Regions from separate parts of the Mus musculus genome. Here region 2 is linked to region 1. A link is a loop called in an ENCODE intact Hi-C map of the cell type or tissue named here. Cell type or tissue: heart. All regions are shown on one strand. Links, peaks and the distances in the headings refer to the core of each region. The heading gives the core; the rest is flanking DNA.

Evidence for each region. Peaks named below come from ENCODE experiments on the same cell type or tissue, not always from the same donor. Only the 100,000 strongest peaks of a DNase experiment are listed, where the experiment ranks them.
Region 2: it touches region 1 in a loop (2.5-fold over the local background); 10 of 42 quality-filtered maps call a loop at or near these places.

The regions. Positions count from the first base shown.
Region 1 is chr3:102,144,213-102,159,331 of GRCm38, reverse strand. Casq2 (calsequestrin 2) reads right to left here. Exons shown (of 11, transcript NM_009814.4): 10 at 15,104-15,119; 11 at 12,818-14,135. The coding sequence ends at 13,902. Vangl1 (VANGL planar cell polarity 1) reads left to right here. Exons shown (of 8, transcript NM_177545.5): 8 at 835-3,432. The coding sequence ends at 1,095. Among named protein-coding and RNA genes, the nearest start is that of Gm16160, 52 kb to the left of the region's middle. In heart, for the core only: no CTCF peak of the experiment used is centred there; no DNase peak of the experiment used is centred there; H3K27ac peaks cover 807 bases.
Region 2 is chr3:102,198,219-102,213,337 of GRCm38, reverse strand. Vangl1 (VANGL planar cell polarity 1) reads left to right here and starts at 8,645. Exons shown (of 8, transcript NM_177545.5): 1 at 8,645-8,826. Gm16160 (a long non-coding RNA gene) reads right to left here and starts at 9,498. Exons shown (of 3, transcript XR_375921.3): 1 at 9,068-9,498; 2 at 6,386-7,537. In heart, for the core only: no CTCF peak of the experiment used is centred there; DNase peaks (open chromatin) are centred at 8,697, 9,137 and 9,617; H3K4me3 peaks cover 2,353 bases; H3K27ac peaks cover 2,416 bases.

The sequences.
Region 1 (15,119 bases), core at 5,611-8,110:
CAAGTTTGAAGCCTCGAGGGGAGGAGACAGCAAGTCAGCAGAGTTCAGGAAGTGAACTATGGCATGACGTCATCGCCAGGGGTTTCAGGAGCTTTGGCAAAAGAACACGTTGATCCATCTGAGGGATAGTGTAAGATGTGAAGGTCTAGGAGGGATTTCTGGGACAGCTCTCAGCAGGAGGGATGGCACATGAAGATGTAGTGGAATCAGAGAACTTCAGTCTGCTTGGTGTCGTGTCCCTGGAGCAAGCACTCAGGAGAGGGGACGTGGGTCTGGCCATACGGAGCCCTAGCCACACATGCATCAGTTCTGCATGACAGACAACACCCACAGTGTGCCTACTGGGAGTGCTTTGTGCACCTCTTGGCAGCTCAGTGGGCGAGGTTGAGAGAACCGGGCAAATGACTGAGCAAGGTCACACAACCAGCAGGTGGTAGAGCCATGCAGTTTTGTCTGTGCGGTTGTCCTTGTCTGTCTGCCCAGGATTCACTGACTACGTCTCTGTTCCAGGCACTCAGCCTGCCCTCGGGGATTCTTGGCTTTAGCAGGGAGGGAGAGGTGCCCGTGTCTTCAGGTGGCATGTTACATCAACAGTGGTAGCCAATCCACTTCCCTCAACTCACCCTCTGATTGTAAATTGCCAAAAGAAAATTCCGAAGCCCAAGGAGTCTTCCTTCTACAGAGAGGGTCTCGTGGGCCTTCAGCATGAGAGGCTGAACTCTAGTCTAAGGTATGGGGTAGTTGGGTAACATTTTCTAGGGAAAACAAGATGGAGCCTAGCTATAACGCACAGCAACCCTTGTAACTTCACCAATGTTCTTCCTTGGCTTTCAGGCTTTCCTTGAACGATACCTCAGTGCGGGCCCCACCTTGCAGTATGACAAGGATCGATGGCTCTCGACACAGTGGAGACTTATTAGTGAGGAGGCTGTGACAAACGGGTTACGGGATGGAATTGTTTTCGTCCTTAAATGCTTGGACTTCAGCCTCGTGGTCAATGTGAAGAAAATCCCATTCATTGTACTCTCAGAAGAGTTCATAGACCCTAAATCTCACAAGTTTGTTCTTCGCTTACAGTCTGAGACATCAGTCTAAAATTTCTATACTTGTGGCTTTATGAAAAACAAAAGAATATATAAATATATATATATATATATGTCCAGGAGGAAGTTCTTTTATAAAGATTTTTTAAAATTCTTCAATGCTGACTCAAACTGGCAGAGGATAGACCAGTATCCTTCGACCATCTGCACTTTATTTGGAAGGAAGCAGGAGATGCCCACCCCAACAAGTGACTGTTGGCATCTGACTTTAATAGATGGGACTTCTGAAGAAGCTGTTCCCTGGAGTTTCTGTGACAGCTGTAAACCAAAGTGTAGCTGCTGTGTGTCCTTGGGAGCCTCGCCTTACAACTGGTCCCTGCCTGTGGCCCAGTACCACACCCGCCTGGACTTCTGGTCTACCACCTCATAGATCCTAGGGGCCTCACTTTATTCTGCTTCAGGAAGCCAAACACTACACACCCACTTGCGTGTTTGTGCATGTAGTTATCCACATCACCACACCACCCTGGGGAGTGGTGGGCAGTACAGGAAATGTCCAACCGCCTGAGTTTTTAATCATTTGTTGCCTTACATTGCGAAGAGAAAGAAACTGATAGGAAATGTGCACTGCCGTTTTGCAGCTGTTAAGTGATTGGCTTTCCATTTTCCCCTGAGAGAGAGCCTACCTGCCCTGTTTTTGGCCCTGCTCCTCTGTTGGCCCTTCCCTAGCCCTGGGATTGCCTACCTGGGCTTCACTCTAACGCCCACTCTCCTTAGCATCTGGACCACAGCTGTACATGGTGGGCAGCCTGGCCAGGCTAGCTTGGTCCTCCAGAGATGTCAGGGATTTGGCTTTCCAAGTATACCCACAGCTCTTTGCACAGCCTCTCCCAGTCTTTCTCCCGAGAAGTAGGGTATGACTCTGGGGATCTATTCAGCCGCAGCACCTCCCTTAGGCTGCAGCAGGAGCCCATCCACCCAGTCCTCCTCAGCCCTGCTTCACACAAACCAGGAGAGACCAACACTGTGACTCCCAGTTGGCAGGTGCCCCATGTAGCCATCTAATTTCCCAGGGAGACAAGTATTCAACAAAGCTCATGTGCCAAGCTTCCCTGCCACGGGAAACCAAACAGTGCCCACCACCCTGGCAACTACTGCTGTCCCATCCCTGAGGTTTGTGACCACCACCACTGTGCAACTTATCACAAGGAAAAGGGTCGCTGGGAAAGGGAGAGTTGAGTCAGCCGTGCAGTCCCGAAGGCTCCTTCTGTCAGCATGTTGTAGCTGGTTTCAGAGGACAATGCCCTTGATGTCCCATTTGTAGACATAGCTGCTTCCTGGCAGAGTCCTGTGCAGGGGAGTGCCCAAGGAGTCATTTCCTGACACCTTGTAGTGGGCTGTCCCAGTCTCTGCTTGCCTACATCCGAAGCAATGCTCCACCAAGTACTCTTTCCTTTATCAGTTTCAGGGATCTCATTTCAGGAAAGGAGAAGGCCGCCATCATCTCCGTGCCCATATATGTGTACCCTTCTGTCTGTGCATTCCACGAACCAAGCGATTTTGTCTGTCATTAAAAAAAAAAAAAAAATCCAAATTGGCATGGAATATTTGTGATACACCTGTGCTTAGAAAAGCCAATGTTATTTTTTTGTTCAATAACTTTTGCTCAGAAAGATGTGCTAGAGAAGGAAGAGAAACCTGTGACACACACACACACACACACACATATAGTGTAACCAGGTGCTTTGGTCTTACTTTGAAACCTTTAGGTCCCTTCTACTGGAAGTTCCTCAGGATGTCTTACTCAGGAAATATTTTAGGAGAACGAGGTAAGGGGTGGGCAGTCTGTGAGAGACCAGCTGTGTGTGGAGGGTAATGTCACAGCAGAGCTGCTCCGCCACCAACACCATTCAGTTGTTAAGTGCCATAAATGTAAGTACTGCAGCGTTAAAGGTAACATCTTACAGTACTATGCTTCCTGCTCCTGGTTAAACCATGGGTCTTAAAGGGGTTAAATTGGAGCCCTGTGTTGGTATGTGCATTCCCAGAAGGGCAAAGAACGGTTTAAATTAAGGAATTAATTTATTTTCCCTCCTGGCCCCTCTCCATCTCCTTTGCATAGAACTTCAGACTTCCTGAAATTATTGTTTTGGTTGTAAATTGAATATCGATTTTTTTTTTCTTCAAAATGCTTAAGTTTGCATCGATTCCTGAAAGAAAAGCCAAAATCACAAGCAGGATCCTTTAAAGTCTTTGTGCTCCCAGCGTTTTACCAGGCCGAGTTGACGTGGAAGCGAACGGTGTAGAGGAGAGTTTGCAAAAGAAATGTGAAGTTGCAGAAAGCTGCATCACACAACTGAAGACAATAAAGTTTTATTTCATTTCTTGGACCCTCATAGCCTACTCTTTTTAAAGGATGTAAATTGCTCCCCAAGGCTAGTAGGATACATGATCCTATTAGAGGACACAGGATTCCATTACCTTAAACGTTTATAGATTCCCCCCCCCCTATAACTTCTAACCTAAGTTATTAAAATTCTAACATTAACTGTGGAAGAACTCAATGAAGAGTGTAGGTCTGAGATTGCCGTCTTTCCCGGGTGATTTTCATTATCTACAAAGGTAGATAAGACAACTTTTGTTCAGAATTGTGTGCTTAAAAAAAAAAAAAAGAAAAAGCAGTCTTTAATAGTCCTGGAATTGAATGCTCAGGAAGTGGGAATTAAAATGGACTTTAAGGTTATGAGGCTCACACATCCTTAGGTAACCCGTGGGGTCAAAACTGTCTTGGCTAAAGTTCATAAAGTAAATGCTTACCCAACATTTATCATCTCCCTTCTTTCCTCTAACTCCCTTTTGAGATCTGCAAGAAGACAGATTCTTTTTTTTTTTTTTTTTTACTTTTGGGTACTTTATTGAGTTGTTTTCCCTACTACCCTTCACCTCCCTTATCCCTTCCAATCCCCTGACACTAGGTAGGAGAGAGAGAAGGTGAGAGAAGAAAGGGGACATCGGAATTCTTAAACCACTTCCTGTTGTTTAGGGGTGTTGAGGTCCTTGGTGCAGGTCCAATCTTCATCATCATCATCATCTGGATATAAGAAGACAGATTCTTTATAGCACAGAGTATGAAGTCAGTGGCCTGGGTATGTTTGCCTTATCACAATTCACTGTTAGTGTGGGCTTTTCTTTTCTTTTCTTTTCTTTTCTTTTCTTTTTTTTTGGTTTTTCAAGACAGAGTTTCTCTGTATAGCCCTGGCTGTCCTTGAACTCACTTTGTAGACCAGGCTGGCCTCGAACTCAGAAATCCGCCTGCCTCTGCCTCCCGAGTGCTGGGATTAAGAGTGTGGGGCTTTCTAATGAATGGGGAGACTGGCCATGCAGATAAGCCTTAGAAAGGTCTAGGGTACTCGATCTTGCCATCTCCTGAGTCAGAGGTGGTGGTGAGCAGCTCTAATTTCTACATCATCTTCTGGAGTGCATGTATTAAATGCAATAGCTTGCTCCAGTCAGAGACACTACTGCTACGATGAAACACCGTGACCAAAGCAACTTGGGGAGGAGAGGGTTTTTTTGATTTATGCTTCCACATCATAGTTCATCATCAAGAAAGTCAAGACAAGACCTCAAACAGGGCAGGAACCTGGAGGCAGGAGCTGGAGGCAGGAACATGGAGGAGTGCTGCTTACTGGCTTGCTTCTCAAAGCTTTCTCAGTCTGCTTCCTTATAGCTTCCAGGACCACAAGCCCAGGGATGGTCCCATCCACAGTGGGGTGGGACCTCCACGGATTACTAATTAAGAAAATGCCTTACAGGCTTATCCACAGACCAATCTTACTAAGGCATTTTCTTAGTTGGCACTCCTCCTCTCTGACTCTAGGTTGTGTCACATTGACATAAAACTAGCCAGCACAGAGTTCTGTCTGTGAACTCCTACCAACACACTGTACTCATGGAAATTGACTACCCACTCTCACCACTGCCAATCATTGACCCAGTGAACCAACGAAGCAGAGACCTTGGTTTGCCCTCTTCAACCCTGGCCCTGCTGTGCAAGACTCCCTACAGGTGGATGCAAATCAGGGAAGAAGAGGACCTGTTCCCACCTGAACTTCTCGGAGTGTGCGTTGCCATGTTTGCACGCTGGCAGTCATAACATCCACGTGGCCAGTGACAAGTCGTTGTGTGTCTCGTTTGTACATGTGGGTATGGCTGAGTCTGTTCACGACCGTTCCTCAAAGCTGGCTCATTGTCCTCTCCTTCATTCTTTATACTGGCTTCTCCATGAGGAGCTGTCTGTGGGAGCCCGTTGTCACCTTGCAGGCATGCCCATTTCTTTCTTTCTTGCCTTGGGACCTCTGTGACCTACAAACAGCAAGAAACAAGACCAAAACCAGGCAAACTTGGGGTGGGGTGTTACTGTTCAAACTTCACTCCCCAGGGAGCCTCCCGTGCATCTATTTAATGTAACTTAAAAGAAACAACCAATGATTCGTGACTGAAATTGACAGGGATGTCTGTATGATCATTTGAAGAGAGCCCTGCAGCAGAGACCCTACAATTAGAACGCAGCATAACGTATTTCTGGGTAATGTTTGCTCTTTATGGATCTTGTTACATCAGAAAAACAAATAAATCACTACTGTGAACTTACTAATATGTAATCTTATCATATCCAATTATAAATAAAACACGCCTTGTTTTTATGTCCATAGTGCAGTTCTTGAATGGTACTCACAGAATCGTGAGCAGACACCAGTTCGACTCCATTGAAACCACGTTTAATTGAATGGGTGCTCAAAAAAAAAAAAAAAAAAAAAGAAAAATCCAATTGGGGACCACATTTTGTGATTAACTTTTTTGTGTTAGTATATAGAGTGATGGATTTCATTGTGAAATTATTCTAATGAAAATTAATGGAGTCCCCATTTTGACAAAACATTGTATTTAGGGAGGGGAAGGGAAGGGAAGGGAAGGGAAGGGAAGGGAGGGGAGGGGAGGGGAGGGGAGGGTGCTGACACTCTCCAGCTGTTACACATCAGACACTGTGCAGCACAGCTTGCCCCTCCCCCACGGTGTCTTAATTAGGGATCCTTTCATTTGCAGGTGAAATAGGAGAAAGTTGAAAGAAGAGACTTGCCTGGTTGGTTAAAGGGATCTCTGCAGGTGCTCAGAACCCCGCCCCTCTGCCCACTCTCCCCAGCAGTGATCTAAGTGGTTTGGCATTTCTGGGTGTGGAGGAGGGACCTGGAGACACCAACCGTGAGTGGGAACCTGAGTCTGAGAATTCCTTGGGAGAAAGGTCATTTCTTTCCCTTTGGGTTTATACCGCTTGGTCCTGTGGGGAGCCTCACCACCAGGCTGACCTATTGGGATATATAATGAGAAAAACCCAAGAGACCCTCCTCCCAGGAAAGCCTTAACCTGGCAGGCCTGGGCTGCCGCCACTGAGCTGCCAGCAACCACAGCCATTTGCCTGGTCAGGTCCAGCTGCCTCTCTCTGTTGGACCTGACCAGGCCAAGAGGCTTACTTGGCCCTTGGGCACAGGGGCCTGAGTTGGCTTTGTGGGTGGGAGAGCTAAGGTGGCCCAGCTGAGGTGCGATATGCGATTGGCTGCAGCTGGTGGCTCTGGAGCCTTTTGTCTGGCTCCTTGACTCTGTTCTCAGCTTCTCTCCCCTTCCCCATACCTACCCTTTGGACTGCAGGCAGAGTACACATAAAATAGAATCCAAGGGTCAAAAGGAAAGAAAAGAAGACCTGTTTTTCCTCTGCCCCACCGTGTGTAAGTTATACTTTGGTTGTGCTGTTGGAGGGGAGGATAGACAGAGATGGCAGGATAGTGCTCACATTATCCCTGCATTGGGAATTAAGATTCTGAGGGTAGACAGAGAGTGGGAAACTCCTGATGGAACAAGAGCCCCTTGACTCCATCTGTCCCATTTCTACCTAACTTGCTTTGCCTATGAAACGTGCTTCACTGGTGGATTAGAGTGGAACGGAGTTTTCCAGCCCCATAGAGAGATTCCTGGAGCCTGAGGCAGTGCCGGCAAGGTGGCTTTCTCAGAAAAGTCCAAAGATTCATTCAGCGAGATAAAGACACTTTTGAATTAACTCCCAGGGACAAATGTAACAACCTCCAGAGCTTTTATCTTGAGTCTCTGATTCTTTTGACCGTGAAACAGCATTAGGATAAAAGCATTTGAGCATGCAAATTGTCTGGCTTTGCCTGTCTTTCTGTCTCTCTGAGCCTTCAGACATGGCCAGGTGCGTTCCCTGGTGAATTCATTCATGTAGAACAGTGGTTCCCAACCTTCCTAAGGCTGTGACCCTTTAATACAGTCTCTAATGTTGTGGTGATTCCCAACCATACATTTATTTTGGTTGCTACTTCATAACACAATTTTGCTCTGCTATGAATCATAATGTAGACATCTGTATTTTTTCCGATGGTCTTAGAAGATTCCTGAGAAAGATCATTCAACCCTTCCCCAAAGGGGCCATGACCCAAAGGTTGAGAACTGCTGATGTAGGCCTTGCCAAACTGCCAGCCTACAAAAACATCAAACAACAGACCCTTGCCTAGAGAATTAGTTATGGCGCTGAGACACCTGATGCACAGTGACAAGTTCAGTTCACGCTATATTATAAGTACTGTAGTGGAAGCATGTGGCATAGCTAGGAGCCAGGAAGGGAGATATAGCCCTTGCCTTCAGGTGCTGTTGCCCCTCCGTTATAGACATGAAGGAATAGTCATCTAGTATGATCACTGTGCCTAAAAATGGGACCACAAAAACCTGTAATGTTAATAATATCTTATTTTTATAAAGGTTACTCCATGCTTTAACTTTTCAGATCCTCTGGAACACCAAAAGTATGACCTGCTTAACTAAAGTTAATTTTAAGTGTTCACAGAGTGTGGGACACCAGCAAGGATGCAGCCATGGCAGGCACTGTCCCACCCAGGGTATGAATTGAACTCTGATAAGGATCAGACCAGAGATACCTGGGCCAGGCTTTAAGGGAAAGGTTTTTGTTACCAAGGATTTTAATCTCTGAATTTTGAACCCAACTTTGATCCTTATCTGGTAGAGTCCAACAATACAAAATAGATAGCCAGAGACCATATTATTCTTGAATACTTTAGTGCCGTGCTTTATAACCAAGAGAGGCAGTTCTGGCTTAGCCTGTACTTACAGTCAGCAGATACCATGTGCGTATGACCACGTCTGAATATATGTTGCACTCTCACTGGACATTTTTGAACATATAAATGACTGAATTATATGGCTCCTTGCCATGTACACAAGTCTCTTTGTGTCACGAAGGTTTGCTGTATGAAATGGATTCTGATCATGATGTTGGTGAGGGCTGGTGTCTGTCATGGACACACTGTATCTAGTATCCAACGTTATTTGGCTTTCTTTGGGGTCCTCCATTAGTGTCCTCCCCTCCTTCCAAATGAGCATTTACACATTGAATATGCTCTAATCTTGGAAATTGGGGTTCCCGTTGTATACCGTTTCTCTGACTGATGTGAGTATCTTAGCTCTAAGGTCTGTTTACTTCCCAGGGAACATCTTCGATCTTGATTTGATTTTGCAGCAATCTCACATGTTCCTGTGACAATCAGGGGACGTGTGATAGAGGAGGAGGGCAATGAGAGGCAGTGATCAGAGTTACGGAAAACGAACATTTGCCGATCATTTTATGGCGAGGGAAATTCTAAGTGAATAGGCAGCAAAAGATAAAACCCTTAGGTTCTCAAACCTGGAGAGGAAGCCAACCTTGTGAGTAAATAAAAAAAAAGAGAGAAAACAACAACCAAAAAGAAAAAGAAAAAAAAAAAAACATTTGAGATGTGGAAAGCAGGAGACCTGGTATACATTGGATAGGGGCGTGAGATATACAGACAGACAGCTGTGTTTGATAATTCGTTTTCCCTTGATAATTGATTTTAAATTATTGACTTACTTTAGATGAGGGAGCTAGATTAGCTGCTGAAGAAATGTTGCTGCTTTCTGCCTCTGTACTCAGCTCCCCTTCCCTTGCGTGGAATGTTGATAGCACACACATTCTTGCCAGTTTCATGGACAGGGATCAGAGAAAGCAATTGACTCGGAGATACTCATCGTATAGATTAATGATAAGCTGTTTCCTTGGGCCATCAGCCCAGATGCTCACAGTTCATAAGTTCACAAGCAAAACCTGCTGGAACAAAATTAAAGCCACATGCAGACGGCAGCCAAAGGCCCTTTTCTCTTTCGGTCTTTTCCCGGGGTTGTAGCTGTAGAATGTGGAGGAGTTTTGAGAATCTCCGATGGTAAACTGTCACATTAAGGAAGTGGGGTGAAGACATCAGGACAGCAGTAGGGAAATCCCAGAGCAAGAGGCAGGGCCTGCTGGCACAGATAGGATCTCAGTTGTAGGAGAGAGGAGGCTACTCACCATTAGTGCCAATGTGTCACGGGACCATCCTCTAGTTACACAGGCTCAGTTTCCAAACTTAGAGATGACTTTTGGCTCTGCTTTCTGGGTCAATGTCCACAGGTGTTTCTGTGGTCTAAGTCTTTATAATATTTCAGGAAATAATGAAGTTGCCTTTTTCAGAACTAAAGCTGGGTGCTTCGGACATTTTTTTTCTCTCTTGCTTCTCTGCTCAGCTGCTCCATTTACAACCTGCTTGTTCTTGCCTTCCCTAATCTATGTGTGACAAAGTTTAGGGGTCTATTGGTCTATAGACTGTTAAAAAGGCTGTGAGTTTTAATGGGCGAGTGGATGAATGAGAACAGAAGGACATTCAGCATCAAAGCACTGACTACAAACTAATCGAACGGTGTTACATAGGAGGAGCGTCAAGGCTGATGGCAGTCCCAGCGTTATCACTCTGACTTGCAGTTATCGATAAAGGGTTCAGATTATTAAAATATCACACTGATTCCAAAGACTCCTCTTAATCCATCTTGCAAATATTTTGGTCTGCTAGGTGGCTGTGGTCATTCCATTCCCTCGTGATGTGACACTTCTGTACTCCTTTCTAGCTGCTGCTCAGTCCCTCACAAAGGAGGGCTGTGTTTCTGGAGGACTTTGCTCACTTGAGGAAAAAGGTCACCCTACATGACAAGCATCCTTTGTGAGCTGAGAAGTTTTCCTGGTCGGCTTCTGTAGCAGTCTGCTATCCTAAGCTAATCCAAACAGCTGATACCATGCTACCAAAAGCTGTTGGTTTATATTCACTTTAAATAATCACTGGGTTGAGGAGTGTGTGTATTTTTAATAGGGATAATAGCCATGAGGGTCAAGTTGTATCATGTTTATAAAGTTGTCACAAGATTTATTGCTTGCCCACCCAAATTTGGGCAGAGTAGAAATGACTAAAACAGTCTTTCCCCTAAGGTTGCTATCAGACCTGTATGTGAAGAATGTGTACCACTGAAAGTGAGATTATATGTGGTCTGCACAAGGTACAGTCATGGTTCCTCACAGCGTGACAAACACGAAGTCCAGAAGACCTGAGGGGTCACACTCTCTTCTAGAAAAGGCAGGATCTTTTCAAGTTCTGAGATGCAGTTTCATCAACACACACTGAAGGGGGTGCTTGGTTCTAGATAACATTCATGATCTTACTCCTCTTTTTAACAGGATAGCAGATCTTGTGTTTTTTAATTAGCCCACACTTTTAGTTCTGTTTGAGTTGATTATGAACTCAGAATGGGAAGATAAATGGGTTCAAGCAATAAAAAGAGTTATTGGAAATTCACTTGAGTCTGTCCTCAGACATGCTCTGAGGGAAAAAGAATGCAGTGTTTGGGTTCTTAATGCAAATCCTTTTAAGTATAAAATGAAGGGTTATCTGTGACCCTTCAGAGTGTTTGTGTAATGCTGAGAAGTTGCTTGAGCTCTCTCTGCCTCTCTTTATTAAGGACAGTAACCAGACGAATCTTCTAATCTGCTGTAAGAATTAGCTGTGATAACATGGAAGGCATTTAGCATTGTACTCCAGGCATGCAAGAAAGTGCTCAACCCATATCAGCTTAGAGGGCTCAGTACTGACTACACAGCACCGTCCAGGCAGAACCAGATGGACTCCCAGAGATCCTAATGCAGGAACATCAGAGCATAGTTTCAGCTTCACACATATTTCTAGGCCTCTGAGAATAGCAGATCTTCCTGGGCTGAGAAACAGACCACTTTTGCAATGGACCACATCCCTCAACTCCTTGGCTACTTGAAAGTTTTGGCATTGAGACCTCGAAGGACAATCACTTCCCTAAGAGTTTGCTTGAGCTTTGGCTGGGCTTGGGTGGGTGGAACACAGCACAGCCTGCTTAGTTTTGTGAGGGGAGAAAATTATATTGAGGCCCTGCTTTATAGACTGAATTATGCATCCCCAAAATCATGCATTTGAACACAAGGCCCTTTCAGATGATAATTACAGTGAAATGAAGTCATAGTAGCAAGACTTTAATTTGACAGGACAGGCATCCTTTCAGAAGAGAATTACCTATTTACTACTATATATCTATCTTCATCATCATCTATCTCTATCAGTTATCTGTCTGTCTGTCTGTCTGCCATATGCAAACAGAATGAAAAGCCACCAAAAAAGCCCTGAGCAGGAACCAACACAATTGGCACATTGGCATTAGACTAAACTGTGAAAGGCAGATTTTTACTGAATAACCCACCCAGACTGAAGCATTCTGCTGTGATATGAATGTGAGTATCTTCCAAGACTTATTATGTATTGAAAACTTGATCCCCGATGCAGCTATATTTAGAGGTGGGGCTTTAGAGGTGACCAGATCGTGACGTGACTAACCTCATCTTGGCTTGTTCTGAGTTCACAACTGTGTGGACTCTCAGGAGACTAGAAAGTAGGTCACTGGAGGGAGGGACACTAAGGGATAGTTTGGAATCCCGATCCCTCCCTTGTTCTCTGTGATTCCTGACTGCAGTGAGGCCAGCAGCTGCTCCCATGGTTCCCTTCTGCCATAGCTCCAGCTGCAGGCTGTGGAGGCATCAGACCTTAAGCTAAAACCAATGATATTGTAAGCTGAAGTAAAATCCCCTCTTTTCAGTTGTTTCTCTCAATTATTTTGTTACCTAACACAGCGTGAGGCACCTTATGTGCCCTGTAAACTCCACTGCCCAGCACAGCGAGGCAATGGCAGCTGCTTTGGCTGACCCGTTGTTCACCGATTGATTCAATAACTAAGCTCTGCTTTGTGATGAGCGAAGTGCTTGGAATACAAAGATAAGTAAACGCCTTGTCCCTTAAAGCCTGTATTTAGTGAAAGGATGGCCATGCAGTGAGTTTTATCAATTCAATGATGAGTGCTGTGACCACGAGTGTGCACCCAGTGCCGTGGGAGCAGAAGTGAGCAAGGCACTTCCAGGCACCTAGACAATGGCATAGACAGTAATAGCAATCATCCAGGCTGGGGCTTCATGGAAAGGACAAGCGTCGAGGGGAAGGAGAATGGATAAAGGCTTTGTTGTGTTGAATTTGAAGTTTGCAGCTTGAATCCAAGTGGATCAAACACCAAGGTCAAAGATGAAGGGTAGAGACCCACAGTGGAGGTCGTTAACACTCGGGTAGTGGTTGATGGGTGTGGATGCTCATGCCTGGAGACATGGATAGTGGGGAGAGACACAGTGAAATACTAAACCTAGAAGGGCAGCCAGAGGTGCAGAGAGGTAGAACTGGATCCAGCCAGGCAAAACTGAACAAACCCCCAAAGACCGGGGTAGGATCATCAAGATAGCCTCGATCTTTTCAAAACATGAGTCTAATGTCCATTAGTTTATTACTATTCCATAAAAGGACTGCCCCAGTTTCAAAAACAACACCACACAGAGTCTTCTCCATGTTAACAGATTTCAAAAATAAGTTAGGACACTTAGCAACTAACACTACCAAGCACACTGTTACTTTCAGACAATTCAAAAGGCACTTGGGGATTCTTTTCTTTTCTTTTTTTTTCCTTGGTGCCTCAGGGCATCGTGAACTCTTAATGGTCGCTGCCCTGGTCAACTGTGGGAGTGCTGATGAATGGGGAGAGTTAATTGACCAGTGGATAAAGCGATTTTAACTCAGAATGGGACAGCTCACTAGCGGGGACAGAGAGGGTGCATTCAGTTCCCAGCTCACTCTGGGCAGCCAGCAGACCCATTCAGAGACCTAAACGGTCTCCATCAGAAAAATGAAAAGCCTTTTATCCTTCAGCCTCTCTTACCACTGGTGAATATATGAGGCTTGGCAATTAATGGGATGTTCATAGAGCTAGATGACCCCCACTCATCATCCTAATATTCCAGAAATGATGGCAATGCCCACACATTTCAAGGCATTTCTAATTGACATCCAAAGGCTTGGGTCTGAGTTCACAGATGCTCTGGGTTTGGCGGGAGATTGGATAATCATGTGCCCTTCCTGGACTCTGATTAGAAGGCCACTCCCTGCTTGTGAACTAATAGCAAGCTGTCAGTTCTGTCACCATCTGGATCAAAGACAGTAAGTAAACTTGAGTAGAGGTGTCAGGAGATACAGTCCCCAGACTCCCAGAATTCCATGACCCCTGATTGTCTAGCAAAGAACAAGGGCTGATTGTTCCTCAATGGTTAGAAGTAGTCAGCATGGGAATCACTCCCCTTCTGTCCCTGCAGTGTGAGCCTGCTGGGTTTGGAAAGGCATTCACTGAAATGTACCACTCCTGCCAAGAACAGACTAGAAAAAGATGCTGGAGAAAGGAAAAGAGCTGACTAGGTGTGGGCACCACTGCTTGCTGCCCCCTTGGGCTGTCTGTATGGTACATGGTGGTTGTAATGTCACTCATCAGAATCACCCAGGGCTGGAGCTATTCATCGTCATCATCGTCATCATCACTGTCTTCATTATCCTCATCAGAATTATCATTATCATCGTCGTCATCATCATCGTCATCGTTGTCATCACCATCATCATCTTCATCTTCATTGTCATCATCTTCAGTGTTGATCTTTCCAGAAAGCACATCTTCAATCCAGTCTTCCAGCTCCTCAGCTGTGGGCAGGTCGTCATCATCTGGGATCTCCATCCAGATACTGTCAGCCTGCAATGAGGAACAGAATGAGCCCATGAGCAAATGGGTGGAGGCCGAGGCAGGGCAGCATTTTCCAAGCTGTGTTGAATGGGCCTCCAAGTCTCTAATACCTAGCAGGAATACATACAGATAGACAAATGCAAATGCCAAGTTGCAGAAATGGTCTTGCACAGTATTCTGTTTCAATAACAGTAAAAGAAATCTGTATTCTACTACCCAAGAGAATACATATGTGCACACATGCACACACACAGAATTAATTATTAAGTAATTAATTTACATTCAGATTTCAAACTGGTTCACAAAAGTCAGGAAATGTATAGACTGCTAGGGTACTTTCTATGGGGCAAAAAGACATTGCTAATTGGCCCTATTCACAAAAGAATATTCCTGTACTAGCTGAGGTGGGCCCTCATTATAGCTCCTTCTTCCCACTGTTAACCTCATTGAATCTGCCCCACTTCTGTCTTGTTGCATATCAGATGTCTGGACTGAGTCAAAATTTCTTCCCACTCTGTCACATCATCCCACTAGCCCTTCTCACCCTCAGTTCATCAGTGCTCAAACTTCTGTCAGGAGGTTTCTCTTCTGTTATCAGTGTCGCCTGACTGCAGGGTGGGTGGCCGCTAGCATGGGATTCTGGGTGTCAATCTCTTATCCACCTTAGGTAATGGTTGCTCTGGGCATGAGTAGCCTGTGTAAGAAGGCCTTGTTCTTTAGTTCAGGAAGAGGACACAAGAGAATGTTCTTGGGCGGAAAGTCCTAAGTCAATGAGTCGGGTTGGGCTAGCTCCATAAGCAAGGAAATGTACTCCTAGAGAGGGTTGGGACTGGCTAGAGCCCAGTCTTGGGCCATACTGCAAGAGTTTGGAAAAGACCCAAGGGTTCCTCACTGTTGTAGACTCCTGAGTGATTTTGTGCTTGGGCTTGCATAGCTGCCAACAGGGTGTCTGACCAGCCCTCGGTAAGAATACTCACATCGGTTACATTCACC
Region 2 (15,119 bases), core at 7,448-9,947, 52 kb before region 1:
ATAACAAAGCTGGCCAAGCTCAGGGGTTGCCTGTCGACCTGGAAGGCTCTGCCTCTGAGATTGCATATCTACACACCTGGCATCAGGTTCCCTCCCTGCGACTGAGAGCCTATTGGCCTGCCTGCCTAGACTTGCAGAGAATCATCCAGGCATCCAAAGGGCTGGCCCCTCTGTCGAGGTTAGTCTGTTTGGTCCACAGATCGTGACTGTTAAGGCAGCCACGGCCCTGATGAAGTATATACTTGTCCACAGACTACACATTGTTAAAGTAACCATGGAAACACACCACTGGGTGTGTCGGTGAGACTGATTCCAGAAACATTTACATGAAGAGGGAAGAGTCAGCCCTACTGGGGTGGCACCATTGATGAGACAAAGGAAAAAGGACACAGGTGTTCATCTTTCTCCATTTCCTGGTTATGGAAGAAATGTGATCGGCTGCCTCAATCTCCTGCCACGTGACTTCCTCAGCAGGATGGACTGCACCCTCAGCCTAGGAACCGAGATAACCTCTATGTATCTTGCCATCGATGAGAAAAGCGACAGAAACAGCAGGACGTAACTCAGTGGTAGAACACTTGTCCCTGTTCGAGGCCCAGCATGGAAGAAAGAAATCCTTAGACGTGAAAGGGACCATAGAGCACAGCGTTGGGGTCCTTAGGTCTGGAACCAATTCACGGGGCTTGCTAAGGTTGGGGGTGGGGTTCCATTTCTCTGTGATTTCCACCTCAGTGACCATCAGACGCCTCCTCCTCTGGCCCGACTCCATTCCTCAGCTTCCTCGGTTCTCTCTGCACGGTCAGAGCCTTTGCCTCCTTCTGCATCCAGAGCGCTGAGCCTCTCCCGGCCGCAGTCACATGACCCTGGTCATCTCACCTTTGTTGCGCCGAGGCTCCAGGCTCGCTATCACAAGGCCGCTTTGTCTCATGGGGTTATCCCTTCTTCTCTAAACTTTAGCCTCTCTGAATTTACTTCTCCCTATAAAGGCTTCAGAGCTTCCCGTGATGCAACAGAACGGGGACACCTGCTTCACCTCTGCACACCCCTATCTTATCTCTCTGCTTCACACAGACATTATTTCTTCACACCTCTCTGCTACCTGGCGTTTCGTCACTCCTCTCTTTACTGAATGGAGCGACTGTCCCAAAACTATATTCGCTATCACTAGACTGTGTGTTTACACTTCATTTTAGATTTATTAATTTTATGTGTGTGAGCGTTTTGCCTGCACACCATGTGCATTCCTGCTCCCTGTAGAGGTCGGAAGAGGGTGGGAAACTGGATATTCTGATGATCGTGAGCCACTACGTGGGTGCTGGGAATTGAACTCTGGTCCTTTTTTAAGAATATCAAGTGCTCCTCATTGCTGGGCCATCCCTCCAAACCCTCTTCATCACTGAAGAATCTGAGGGCTGGAGAGATGGCTCCGAGGTTAAGATCTCTTACTGCTATTGCAAAAGACCAGAATTTAGTTCCCAGAACCCATACTAGGCAGATCATAACAGCTTATAACTCCAGCTGTCAGAGATCCCATACCCTCTTCTGTCTTCTAAGGGAACACATGCACACACAGACATTCTCTCTCTCTCTCTCTTTCTCTCTCTCTCTCTCTCTCTCTCACACACACACACACACACAAAGATAGAGAAGATGGATAGATGGATGGATGGGTGGATAGATATTGATAGATAGATAGAGAGAGAGAGAGAGAGAGAGAGAGAGAGAGAGAGAGACAGAGATCTGTGGTCTGTCAAGCCTGGCCCCAGCTGTCAGCAGCTGAGTCATCTCTGGCAAGTGGTTTGTCTTTCCTGTTTCTTTTCTCTGTAGAGTATGATGCTAGGATGATAAAGACCATAAGAACTTTGGAGAGGAAAGAGTCTGTTTCGATTATACTCCCACACCACAGTCCATCATCAAAGAAAAGTCAAGGCAGGAACCTATAGGAAGGAACTGAAGCAGAGGCCATGGAGGAACACTTCTTACGGGCTTGCTCCTTGTGGTCTTCTCCAACTGCATTCTTAGAGCACCCAGGACCACCAGCCCATAGATGGCACTGCCCACAGTGAGATGGGGTCTCCCACATCCATTATCAATCAAGAAAATGTACCACAAGGTGGCCACGGGCTAATCTGGTGGCAGCATTTTTTTTTTTCAACTGAGATTCCCTCTTCCAAAATGACTCTAGCTTATGTTAAGTTAACATAAAACTAGTCTCTTCCTGGCCTGTGTCTACCCTCCCTTTGTTCTCCAGCCCAAACTGCCGACTGGCACCTGCAAAGAGCCATCCTGCTTCAACATTCAGCTTCTCCTTCTCTCCCTCCCCATGTCCCACCTCCAACATTTCAGATCTTCTTGGTGTCGGCCTGTGGTTCTGCAATAGCCTCTTTAGTGAACACCGCTGCCCCTGCTGGCCAGCAGCTTGCACTGCACCTGGCTGTTGGAGACACTTTCCTGTCCATGGTAGGTCATACTCTCCTGCCTTTATCCAGTGCTCCCTTCCTTGTTATGGACCACATACTTATCCTTCCAGTCCTGGGCTCACAGCCAGATGAGCCAGGCAGCCTTTGCAGGCTGAGCTGGACCTTCAATCTCTGATTTCCCAAAGTACTCACATCCCACCCTGTCACAGCGCTAGTGGTCCAGTTTACAACACAGGTTCTCAACCGGTGGGTCGCGACTCCTTGAGAGAACTTTTCCAACAGGGGTCACCTACAACCACTACAAAACACAAATATGGTCAGGCAGTGGTGGCACACGCCTTTAATCCTAGCACTTGGGAGGCAGAGGCAAGTGGATTTCTGAGTTCAAGGCCAGTTGAACTCTGTAGACCAGGCTTGGTCTACAGAGTGAGTTCCAGAACAGCCAGGGCTACACAAAGAAACCCTGTCTCAAAAAACCAAATAAAAAACAAAAGCAAAAACAAAAAAACCCCACAAATATGTACATTACAGTTCAAAACAGTAGCAAAATTACAGTTATGGAGCAGCAACCAAAGCAATTTTATAGTTGTAGGGGTCACCACAATACAAGGAACTGTGATAAAGGGTCACAGCATTAGGAAGGTTGAGAACCACCGCCTTTCAGGAAACTTTCCAAGCTGTGCCTGAGCCCCTCCAGAGGGGTGTCCTGTATAGTCCCCATCTCCTCCTATCACCTTGCTAAAGAGAACATGTTTGTGTTGCTTGTGTGGCCCCTTTTCCCCACAAGTACGTAAGCTTTTGTCTGTCTTGATATGCCTTTAGAGCCTAGAATAGTGACTGGATTGTGGTAAGTGCTTAATAAATGTTTGCTGAATAAATTATTGAATCACTGATTGGTGCAACACTACCTGGATTTATATCCCTAGTAACTTACACTAAGTATAGACGCTTCTCCTGTTACCATGAAGTTACGGTCCCCGTAAACCTATTAAGTTGAAAACATCCTAAAAGGCTGCAACTGGCCTAGTTTACCAAAACATCATAGCGTAGCCTAGCTTGCCTTAAGTCTGAATCGATATCCCTTTACTAACATCAACCATAAGGCCTATTTGATAATTCAGTGTTGCCTATCTCATGTAACTTAGTGGACTCATACCTTGAGAAAGCATTGGCAGCATAACATGCTACATTTACATGGTTCACCCTCCTTGGTCACTTGGTTGACCTGGACCTGTGGCTCCTTGTGGCTGCATATTACTAGTCAGAGTAAAGGCTAATACTTAGAATCCAAAGTCAACTTCTGTTTGATAGGCATTGCTTTTGTAGCACTCTAAAGTCAAAATGTCTCTCTGTGTATAAGAGTGTGTATTCTGTATACACGTATGAAAGTGATCGCGTATGCACATGTAAGCACACATCTGGGCACATGTGTTTGTGGAGACCAGTGGTAGATGTCTGGGGTCTCCCTCCATTGCTCTTTTGGGACAAGGTCTCTCACTGAACCTAGAGTTCATCAACCAGAGGTAATTGGTTCCCCAGATCGTTCCTGTCTTCTTCCCCAACACTAAGATTATAGGCATATACAGCCTTTTGTTATGTGAGGGTTGAGGATTTGAACTCAGGTCCTCATGCTTTCGTAGCAAGCACTTTACTGACTGATCCATCTTCTCAGACTGAAACCTCCTAAGTAGAGCCATTGTAATTCAGAAACGTGTATTTATTCTTGGATTAAGGAACATTTATTCTATGGTTAGCTTTCATTGGAAAGCCTGAACACTAGGGCTGCATTTCATGTTCCCTTTTCTGATCCCAGCCCTGGCTTTTGAATTCCCTGTCTCTCCACATCACTCCCTGCCCTTGGCTGTATCCCGGTGCTGCTCTCTCCACGTCAGATACACTGCTGCCCATTTCCTCAGCACTCGAGAGAGCCTTGCCTTCTTCCAGCCATCACCCTCCACCTGTGACCATTCAGGACAAACTGATCCTTCCTTGGGACCTTCTCCGGCCATCCAGGCTCATCACCAGCATGATCAACAACAAGAAGACGATAAATATATGTAGATCTTATATAAATATTAACATCAAATGGTCCTTTACGCTTTTACCAGTTGAAACATTTTGGACGTAAACCTTTCCAATATTTACTTTGCATCATCTCTGCCTTCTTAAATAATTCAGAAAGTGTCTTTCTAGACAGTTACAGTGCAGGCTCCTGCCTGTGCATACTAGCTATTATCCTCTGGTATGATCTTGAGCCAGGAGATCTGGCATGGGGGGTAGCAACTTAGTGTGGTGGTACATTCTCCTGTAATCCCAGCACTGAGGAGGTGAAGAGAGCAAGATCAGGAATTCAAGGACAGTCTGGGCTATGTGAGACCTAGTAAAATGAGCTTTGGGGCTTCATAGTCCTCGCAATGAGCCCTTCACAGTGCTCTTGAGGTTTCCTCTGACTCTCAATGTAACTAGTCTCTGAGTGTGGTAAGAGAGTCTCCTATTTGTAGGTCTGTCCTCTTTCAAACTGGGTTGTACAGGGCTGGATAGATAACTCAGAGGTTAAGAGCATTTGTTCTTGCAAAGGATGAGGATTTGATTTACAGCACACACATGGTGGCTCACAACAGTCTATAACTTAAAACGAACAAACTGAGATGCACATGAGTTTTTCTATTAGAGACGTTTCTCATTTAGCTCCTGTTTTTTGTTTTGTTTTGTTCTGCTTTGCTTTGCTTATTAGCTTTGGAGTTCTGCAGCTGGGATAGGTGACTTCTACAGAAGTCCTCCTTCAGCATATTTAGCATGTATACTAACAGATAATCTGTTACTATTAACTAACTCCTGGTGCAGAAGTCAAGACTTTTCAGTCAGTTGTTCCCTGGTTACCCTATTAACTTCTCAAGAGGTGGAAGTCATGATAGTCATACATTCCTTTGCTAAATATAACAAAGCAAGGATTGGGGCTGGTGAGATGGCCGTTAGTTAAGAGCACATACACACTGCTCTAGCAGGGACTGGAGTTAGTTTCCCAGCTATAGCTCCAGCTCTGAGAAATCTAACACTGTCCTCTAGACTCCTCTGGCACATACATTCAGAGGTGAACAATCTTCCAGTCCCCAGATGCCACACACACACACACACACACACACACACACACACACACACACACACACACACATTCTTGTGCCCATAATTTAAAATAAATTAAGTACACACTATGTGGGAAGATCAGTCATGGGGGGGTGGGGGGGAGAAAAACTCATGTGCATCTCAGTTTGTTCGTTTTAAGTTATAGACTGTTGTGAGCCACCATGTGTGTGCTGTAAATCAAATCCTCATCCTTTGCAAGAACAAATGCTCTTAACCTCTGAGTTATCTATCCAGCCCTGTACAACCCAGTTTAAAAGAGGACAGACCTACAAATAGGAGACTCTCTTACCACACTCAACTTGGTGTGGCGGTACACTCTCCTGTAATTCCAGCACTCAGGAGGTGAAGAGAGCAAGATCAGGAATTCAAGGACAGTCTGGGCTATGTGAGACCCTGTCTCCAAAAGTGAACAAAATTTTAAAAGCCCAGAGCACTTTGGAAGTGGTAAACAGGGAAGAGACTGCATTCTCATCAGGAGAACTAGAGGCTTTCTGGAGCTGGGGATTTGCGTTGGTATTATGTAAATTTCCACTGGAATTAAAGCATCCCATCCTTCAGGAAAGCTTAAGCAGGGAGATACACAATTCAAAATAGCTTGAGGAAGTTCCTGAAACTAAGTGGATTCACTAAGCCCCTCCCTGCCTGAGTAAGTAATAAAAGCTGAGAGTCCTTCTCAAAGAAAGATAGCCAAGCTGCAAAGAAGGGTCTCAGACAAATGGAACAGCAAAGAAGACTCAAAGACCAGACCAGCAGCCTGGAAGAATCGTAAATCAGTTGAGCTGCCTGGAAGAGGTTTAGACCCACTGAGGACACTCTCCAACCTGTTGAGCAGCCTGCAGGATGTGCAGTGCGTTCCAGATTCCCAGCTTTGTGAAGTGCCACCCATGTTGGGGTACGCCTTGGTGATGCAGCTGTCTTTGAGTCGTTTCTGCTCCTGGAGCCTCTCTAAAACTCATTGGTTCACCACGTTGGACTTTGGTGGTATCCACACTTTGTTCTGTCATAGGTTCCCTATCTGGGGTGAACAGATGTGTGTGTCGCATCTCCCCAGAAAAAGTTTTGTCATACAACTGTTGGGTCTTGGTAGATAGGGTGGATCATAGCAGGTAGAGCATTACAAGCCTTGGGGGAAGGAGGGAGGGACGGAAAATATAAGACCAGGAAGCTGCTGTTGCACGCATGGAAGGTAGGCATGTTGACATTTGGAAAAGAACCCAATGCATAGTGTTGCTCTTCCCCTATGCAGTTTGAAATAAACGGATTAGCAAAACAAGAGAGTAGCAGGTGGTGCCCGTGGAGTCACCTGAATTATTGATAAAGGTGTAGCTGGGGGAGTCAATGTCAGATGAATGGCTAGTAGTGCTGAACAGCTCTGCCACAGGTAGCTCGCTCTATCCAGTGCAACGCTCGGTTGCACGGACCACCACTCAGTGTCTGAATGCCTTCAGTTGAACTTTTCAACTCTGAAACTCTAGTTCATGGGGTAAAAACAAATAGTAGATAGCACTTTGACGTGAACTCATCATTTATAATATTCTGGGTTATCCTTCTCCCCTGACCCCTCTCAGAAGCATCACATTATAAGGTTACTTAAATCACCCAGAGCAAGCTGGAATGCCATTCCATGAAAATTCATTGTGGGTCTTAGTATTACACAGGACTCCTGGAGAACCTCACACTTGAACTGGGATGTCTTGCTCTGCTTTACGTGTGAAGGTTCTAAGTGGTAAGGTGAATGGGACTCCGTTTCCAGACTTCTTTGGCTTTCCCACCTTAGCAGCTAAGCATGCCGGGCAGACAGCTGGATTTACCCGAGGAAACGGGATGCTGGACTCTAGATCTGCTCTCCGGAGTCATTTAGAGGCTGCAGTTCAGGTACATGCAGATGGTGGGGTCATTGGAGTCTGGAGGCTAGGAGTGTGGAACATCGTCCTGCCACCGTGAACATCTGGGTGTACTTAGAAGGACGTGGCCTGGATGGTGGAGAAAATGGAATATAGAGGAGTTAGGAAAAAGCAGACAGTAAGGACTTCCTGAGGCTACAGGTTCCCAAACAAGGCTACTTCACAAAGAGCCTGCATTTTCGCAAGGCAAATCACCCCCAGCATTCCTGCAAACAAACTGCAGATTCAGCACTTCCCGCTGTGCGTGCCTTCGCGGGAGCATTTTGTCATGGCAGCTATAGATCTGTCATTCTGGGCATGGATTCTATGACGACTAAGAAAGAAGGGTGAGAATATTCACAAAAACAGTTGCCAACTGTTCTGCACTTTCTAATACTAGAATTTCAACCCTTCAAGGACATTAGAGTCCTCACCACTATCCAGACAGGGAAAGGAAGCTTAGCGAGGGAAGTGGTCTCAATCGGTCTGGAACTTTTGGCTCCCTGCCTTCAGAGATGCGCTCTCCTGGTAGTTTCCAGTAGGCAGGCATGTCTGCTCTGGTAGAAGAGGAGCGGGGAGAAGCTGCTGTAGGACTGTGGGCGTTGGTGGTTACGGGCTGGGTCATCTCTTGAGCTACATTGGAGTTTAAGTGTATTATGTGTGCTGAAAAATGTATGAGTTGGGGGAGGGGTAGAAATTGGTTCTTGAGCCATGTGGATATGCGGGTTGGAGCTTTTAATGATGGCAAACAATGAGGGCTTGGATTTTATGCACAATTGTAAGTGTGTGTGTGTGTGCGCGTGCGTGTGTGATCTTGGGGGTATGTTGGGGTGCTGGGTGGAGAGACATCAACCCCTGCGTCATGTATTCAGGAATTCAGGATGAAATTTGTTAGGCTGTGTGCTAGTGGGTCCACTTGGGAGGGGAGATGTCAGTCCCTGGCCAGGCCGTGTGTGTGTGTGTGTGTGTGTGTGTGTGTGTGTGTGTGTGTGTGTTCAGGATGAGATTTGTTAGGCTGTGTGCTAGTGGGTCCACTTGGGAGGGGAGATGTCAGTCCCTGGCCAGGCCGTGTGTGTGTGTGTGTGTGTGTGTGTGTGTGTGTGTGTGTGTGTGTGTGTGTGTCCCCGTGCCCCGCCCTCCGCTGCAGGTGGGCCGGGCCGGCAGCGGGGCCCGCAGCGCTCGCAGCTCTTGGCTGGCGGCCGCGCCGGGCTAGCAGGGCTGGGCTGGGGCTGCGGGGCGGCGCCGGGACAGGAAGCGGAAAGCAGCAGAGACCAGCGGCCGCGGCGGGGCTGTGCCTCCACTGCAGCCCAGCGCAGGCCGCGGAGCCCGGGCGCTGCAGCCGAGAGCGCGGGCGTGGAGCGCGACGGGCCGGCGCCGGGGTGAGTCCCGGGAGAGGCGGGCGCGGCGCGGCGCGGCGGCTCGAGACTGAGCTGGGTGGGAGGTCAGGCCAACTGCGGGTGTCCCTGCTCCCCAGCAGTCCGACTGGGGTCCGGGCCCTCGGACCGGGAGACCCCTGGGTTCCTCCGGGTCGAGCTCCCCGAGACGCGGGTCCTTCCATCCCTGCCCCGGGCTCTCTCCGCTCCATTCCAGTGCTCGGAGTCCTGGGGCAGCCTGCGCTACCTCGGACTTCTTTGCCTTGTCTGGCCTTCGGAGTGCGCCCCTGAGTGCGCGTGCCGGGTGGTGGCCAGGGAATGACGGCGTGTCGGAGGCAACCAGTGGCTGGACGCGCCTTGCAGGGCAGAACGCGATGGGGGTCCCCGCCAGGACCCGGGGTCAACTGGCCGGTTTTCCAGCACAGGAACGGAGCTGGCTCGTGTTTCTCACTTCGCTTACAAAACCGCAGCCCGGGAGGCCTGGGGGGCGCGGCCAGTTGCGCATCGCGGAGCGCAACAGGCAGGTAGTTTACTTTCAAAAGCGCCGGGGCGGAGCAGAGGCGAGCAGCCAGTCCCAGCCAAAGGAGGAGTCCCTGTCCTGGGCAACCTCGCCGCACTCGGGCAGCCTTAGACACCAGTCGAACCTTATTTCATCCTGCAGCCATTGAACTGCCCCGAGCAGCGCGCCCAGAGAAGTGTGAAGCTTTATAAAAATTTAAAAGCGTCGGTGGTGGAAGCAGGAGTGGGGGCGGAGCCGTAGCCTGGTGGGCTAAGTGATGAGGAGAGGAGAGTCGGAGCCGGGCAATCTCAATTTTCATGTCTCCAAACCGGGTGTGATGCCCAGATCGCGAAGATGAGCTCCTTCTGAAGTTCATGGAGGGGTGGCAGGGGTCTTTATTGGCATGGTTGTGTGGTTGGTGCGTGCGTTAGTTTGAACCCGTTTGAGGGGACTGTGGTCAGGAGTGCGCGCGCCCTTACAGGCGAATTCCAAAAGTTAGCTGTGAAGACTAGTGTTTTCACTGACGTGTTTATACGTTTTACGGGGTTTGCTGAAAAAATATTATAAGTTATGTCACCAATCAACAATACTAATTAGCCTTCTCCTTCTAGTGGGCGTGTTGATTACACAGCTCCTAGGCTCTGTAAGTGCCATGGCAGAAACCGTCGGAGCCCAGGGAGGCATAATTAGCCATTTTATGTAACCACTAATTAGAGTTTTTAGAATTGAATTAAATCAGTGTGATATGGTTGGGGCTTTGATGTGTGGGAGGAAACTGTTTTATTCTACATTTCAAAGCAATATCCAGGAGCATTTAGCATTTCTAAAGGTTGGCGACTCCCACTATGAATAGCCAAAACTCCCAGTGTGAAATTTTCAGGGATGCAGTTGCTGACAGTGTCACTTGGTGGCAACTTCATTTGTAAGTAAAATGAAAGACTTTGTGAGTGTCATATTTTTGAGACTGCCTGCCAAGTCTCAAAAAAGTTGTTATTGTCTTATTTCTTGAGCAATAGGATGAAACCATACAGGAAATTGAAAAGTTTCCTTACCAAGTAACAATTCCATGACAACCGTCTGTTGAAGAATTAATGTGCTGAGTGTGCCAAGTACTCTTTATCCCCCTGATGTATACCCAAAGGCACACCTTGCATTGCGTCTGATGTAGTTTGGATTGGATGGGGGCCTCATCATGCTGATTAATAATCATAGGTCTCACCTGGGCTGGAGGCTGTTTGAGATTAATTTCCTTTCTCCTTAAAGTGACCCCCCCCCCAAAACACACACACACACACACACACACACACACACACACACACACAGTCTCCCTTCTACTGAGCCTATGAGTAGGAGTCGAAAGGCAGGATTCTTTGTGAGGTTATGTGTGGCTTGGAACAATTCACTATTGTTGCCTGCCTCTTCTCTAAGTAAACAAACAATCCTGGTAATTGCTACATAGCTTTCAGTTTTCCATGGCTCTCTGAAGGTTAAAGCCATATGGGGGCACTTGCTTGTGTGTGTGACCTTGTCCCCTTAACTGTGCCATGACATTCAATTTTGCCTCCCTTAAAGACTTGTTCTGAAGATTGAGCTATTTTATGCAAATGACTTCAGTCTTAATCGCCGCCATATCTGTGGAGTGAGCTAACTGTGGCCAGTTAACTGTGCCACTTTCCACGAGGAAGACAAGATTCGGTGGCTGTGGCTGGGCTGTTTCTGGTACTCTGTGTCCTCCTGGAGGCAGAAGCAAACTGCCTCCATCCTCTGCTGCTCTGCCTCCACCCTCATCCCAGATCCCCCTTAGAACACCATGGGATGTGTGGTGTGCATCAGGCGGTGGCTGAAGCTTCAGAATCTACTAGGGGGAAAGGCTTTGCTTGAAAAGAAATACCCATCCTAGAGACAGTAACCACTCACAGCTCCTCAGCAACCCTTATCCAGCTGCCAGGGATGCTCCAGAGGTAATTAATGACTCAGGCCAAGAGCAGTTAGTCTGGGAATGGGAGTTGAACTCATTGGCAAACCAGGTAAAATGAGGCGGGCGTTTTCTCTCCTGGTCAACAGTGGCCTGTAGCTGTACATCTTGAAGCGCTGTGTTCCTGGAAGGGGATCATTGACTTGTCCCAGGTGTCTGAGCCCTGCAGAGCCTCACTCACATCACAGACTTGGATAATGCTTTATGATTTACACGTGCACGTTCAGGCTTTGTCACACGTCCCTGTACCATTTTTCCTAACCTGAGACCCACCAAGTAAACCCACATATGCTCTTCTCTGGACCCCTTGTGCAATAACTTTCTACCTTCCCAGGCAGAGGCCCTTTAATTAATAGCTCTACATGGAGCTGTTGATGTTTTTATAACTTCCTTTTCATAAAAGTTAGCTTACATTTACCATGGTCATTATCATAACCTGTCATTTCCCATATGTGTGTGTGTGTGTGTGTGTGTGTGTGCGCGCGCGTGCATGCGTGCATGCGTGCATGCGTGTATTACTGTTTTTCTTTCAAGTAGGAGTTGTGTGTTTTATAGGAAAGATGTGACTTTAGGGGAAGACTCTCCTTGGATCGATCACTGGCTCTCAGCTTGTTTTAGTACAAGGTGGAAGGAGAAATGAATTGCACCCTGTAAGATGCTCTACCAGCAGTGTTCCCCAGGCTGTGTAGTTTGGTGTACTCTGATCCAGCCAGACTGGAGTAGGATGCTCTTCAGCACTAGCTGAAACAATGGTGCTGGTCTTCCATGAGCACATCTGGACTATATGTTCTGTTACTGAATAAGCATTGTACCAGCAGTACTGCTTTGTTCTAGATAGTTCTGAAAATCTTCATTTTCTCTACCCTCTGTGAGCTTTCTTCTATGGTGAAGTCATGCCTTCATGCCCTAAGATAGGTACATGGCTTTTTTTCTTCCTTTCTTTCTTTCTTTCTTTCTTTCTTTCTTTCTTTCTTTCTTTCTTTCTTTCTTCCTTCCTTCCTTCCTTCCTTCCTTCCTTCTTTCCTTCCTTTCTCTCAGCAACTATTTATTAGGTGCCTCTCGTTTGCCAGCAGCCAGGGGGACAGAAAGGACTGTGGTCCCCGCACCCCAGGAGCCTCTTCAGAGCCTGGTGCTGGATAATCACCCAAGTGAGCATGTGACTTGGTAGAGCCAAGTGTAGGCAGAATGCAGGCAGTGGGCGGCCAGGTGTGAACTGGAGGGTCAGCCAGGCCTCTCCAAAAGAAGGGTGTTCAAACTGAGAGGAATTAGCCGAATGGTTCACGTGAGAGAGTGAGCCTCAGCAGATACACCGGGCTGGGCTCAGGTCCTGAGGCTGGAAAGAACCAGGCCCCAAGGAACTGGAACAGCTGGCAAGACTATATGATCAAATGGAGGATTCTGTGTTTTAAAGTTCAGGGGATACCATGGGAGGATTTGAACAAGAAGGTTACGTCAGCCTGGCTGCTGCCCTACCTGAACCCAACACATACAGGTCCTGTCAGGGGCCAGTATGACAGACCTTGAGGGTTCTAGGTTTGCCTGTGTTCTCTCCTACCTGCCTGTACCCCATTCTGGCCTCCACAACAATTCATTAGTTTGCGACCCAGGGAAATTGATTTCTTTTCCTTTCTTGATATCAGCCTTTGCTGATAAAGGGAAACATTCTGACCCCTTCAGGAGTTGCTTTAGTTTCTTTTAAGTGCATCCTCACAGAGTTAAGCGTCAGGATAATGTGTCTTCATTAACTCAAACGGGAGCCCTCGCCTGAGGTCATGCCCTTTCTGGAAGGAGTCCACCCTGCCTTACTAGTCTACTTCCTGACTCCTCCCCCACATCTTAGATGAGGCCAGAGTTGGTAACCATGGTGAAAGGAAGGTCTTGGCTCTGTGTGGACCAGGGCAGGTGAGGGAGCCTGGAGATGTTCTCTAGGTTATCCTCTGTTGCTGTGAACTGGGAGGATCCAAGGACAAGCAGAGCTTGGTGGCAGTAGGATGCACGGATGAACAGGAGAGAGTGTTCAAAACAGCAGAGCAGGTCTGTCTACTGGACAAGATGGCTGCATTACTGTAAGCGGATATTAGAAAGATCAAGTCAGGGCATAAGAGAGTGGCTGTGGGTGAGAGCTGACCAGGTGGAAAGGGAGCATTTGGCCTTATGTTTCAGGAAGTGTTCCCGTTATGTTCAGAATATTTGGGGGAGGGGGCCATTCCTCCTGACTCAGGAGCTTATCCCTGGAGATGGAGAAGAAGGGGGTGTGTCTTGATTGTTAAGGGATAACTTGATGTAGGGATGGAAGAAGGAATACTAGAGGAGAAGGAACAACACACAGATCGAGCTAGTCAGCAAAGCTTAATGAGGGCAGGTGGTGTGCCCCAGTTGAAGCCATCTCCCTAGAACCGCTGAGCAGGGTCTGGTGGCTGCTCATTAGATATGGAGGCAAAGCAATGGGGTACGAAGGGCCTGCAGAAGGAGGGTAAGGGTGTGACTGACTGTCCTAGAGAAGAACAGTCAGTGTTCTGGAGAAGGTGCCAAGCCTTGGAATCTGCAGGTCAACCAAGAGTCCAGCTATTGGCTATCAAGGAGAGAAGATTCTTTCGTTCTTTGCCCCCATATCCTGACTGTACCTCCTAAGGTTGGTTGTCTGCCAGCCAGAAGGCCAGTGGGAAAGGAGCACAAGCCAGAGCAGAAAGGAAGGGAGAGCACTGTGTGCTGGAAGCTCATTGAGTGGCAGTTGAAAGCCCTGGGAAACGGGAGGAGGAGAAAGACTGATAGACTCGGCTCTGAAGCCAAGCTAATGTTCTGAGAGATGCCTGCTTAGTTTCATGTTTAGTTTTTAGAATCGCCCCCTTCCTCCCAAGCAGGCTGCTTGCCTTTCTTTTACTGGGTGGAAAATCCACAGCTCTGAGAGATTAAACTGCCGTGTTCCAGTACACAGCTGGTGGGTGAGCAGGCAGCCTAAGGGGCAGCCCCATTCTGCCCACAGCAGGTGAGACTTGGGTGGGATGGCCTGGAGGGAGGTGCTGGCCCTCCACCCTGTGGCTCTCTAAGCTTTCCTTTGACTGAGAAAGGCACGGAGATGGTGGAGTTTAGAAACCACTGAAGGGCCACCCAGTTTTACTTACCCAGTGCATGTGGTGCCCACGCTGGGTACTGTCACCACTGCCAGCTCATAGAGTCATCAAAGCACTCCTGATGCTCACATTTTGTAGATGGGACTTCAAAGAGATCGCATCGCTTGACTGAGGTCCTGGAGCTAGGAAGCGAGTCAAGTCTGTGTCTGTTTATAGCTTCACCCTGGGAGATGGTGGCCGGCGCTTGGATTCCTGATTGACAAGTGAGCAGACTGAGATTCAAGAAGGCAAGGCGAGGAAGGGGCTGATCACAGGTGGCTCAGCTTGGCTGGACTCCAGGCTTCCTGTGGCTAGGCTTGGGCTCTTGATGGCCAAAGGCTGTTAAGTGATAACCTGATAGGGAGAAAGGGGGCTGAGGGCTGGAGGAGAAGTGCTACAAGTGCCATCAAATGGAAACCAGCCACCAGCAGAACCAAGGAAAGCAGTGAGCTCTCTGTCATAGCTCTGCAGCCTTAGAACTCCTGAGCAGGGTCTTCTGGCTGCTTAGAAACTTGGATACGAAATGGATGAGTGAGTGCATGGTGGCCTTTGGACCTAACTCAATAATTACTGTTTCTTACATATGTGCTAATTAGGGTAGAGCTGAACCTTGTTTCCTTCCTATTCTTTGGATTAGGGGACCTTTCATCTTTTTAGCTCTTGATCACAATGGACAGTGAGGAGATAATGTTTTTCCTTGAAGAATTAGCGCTCT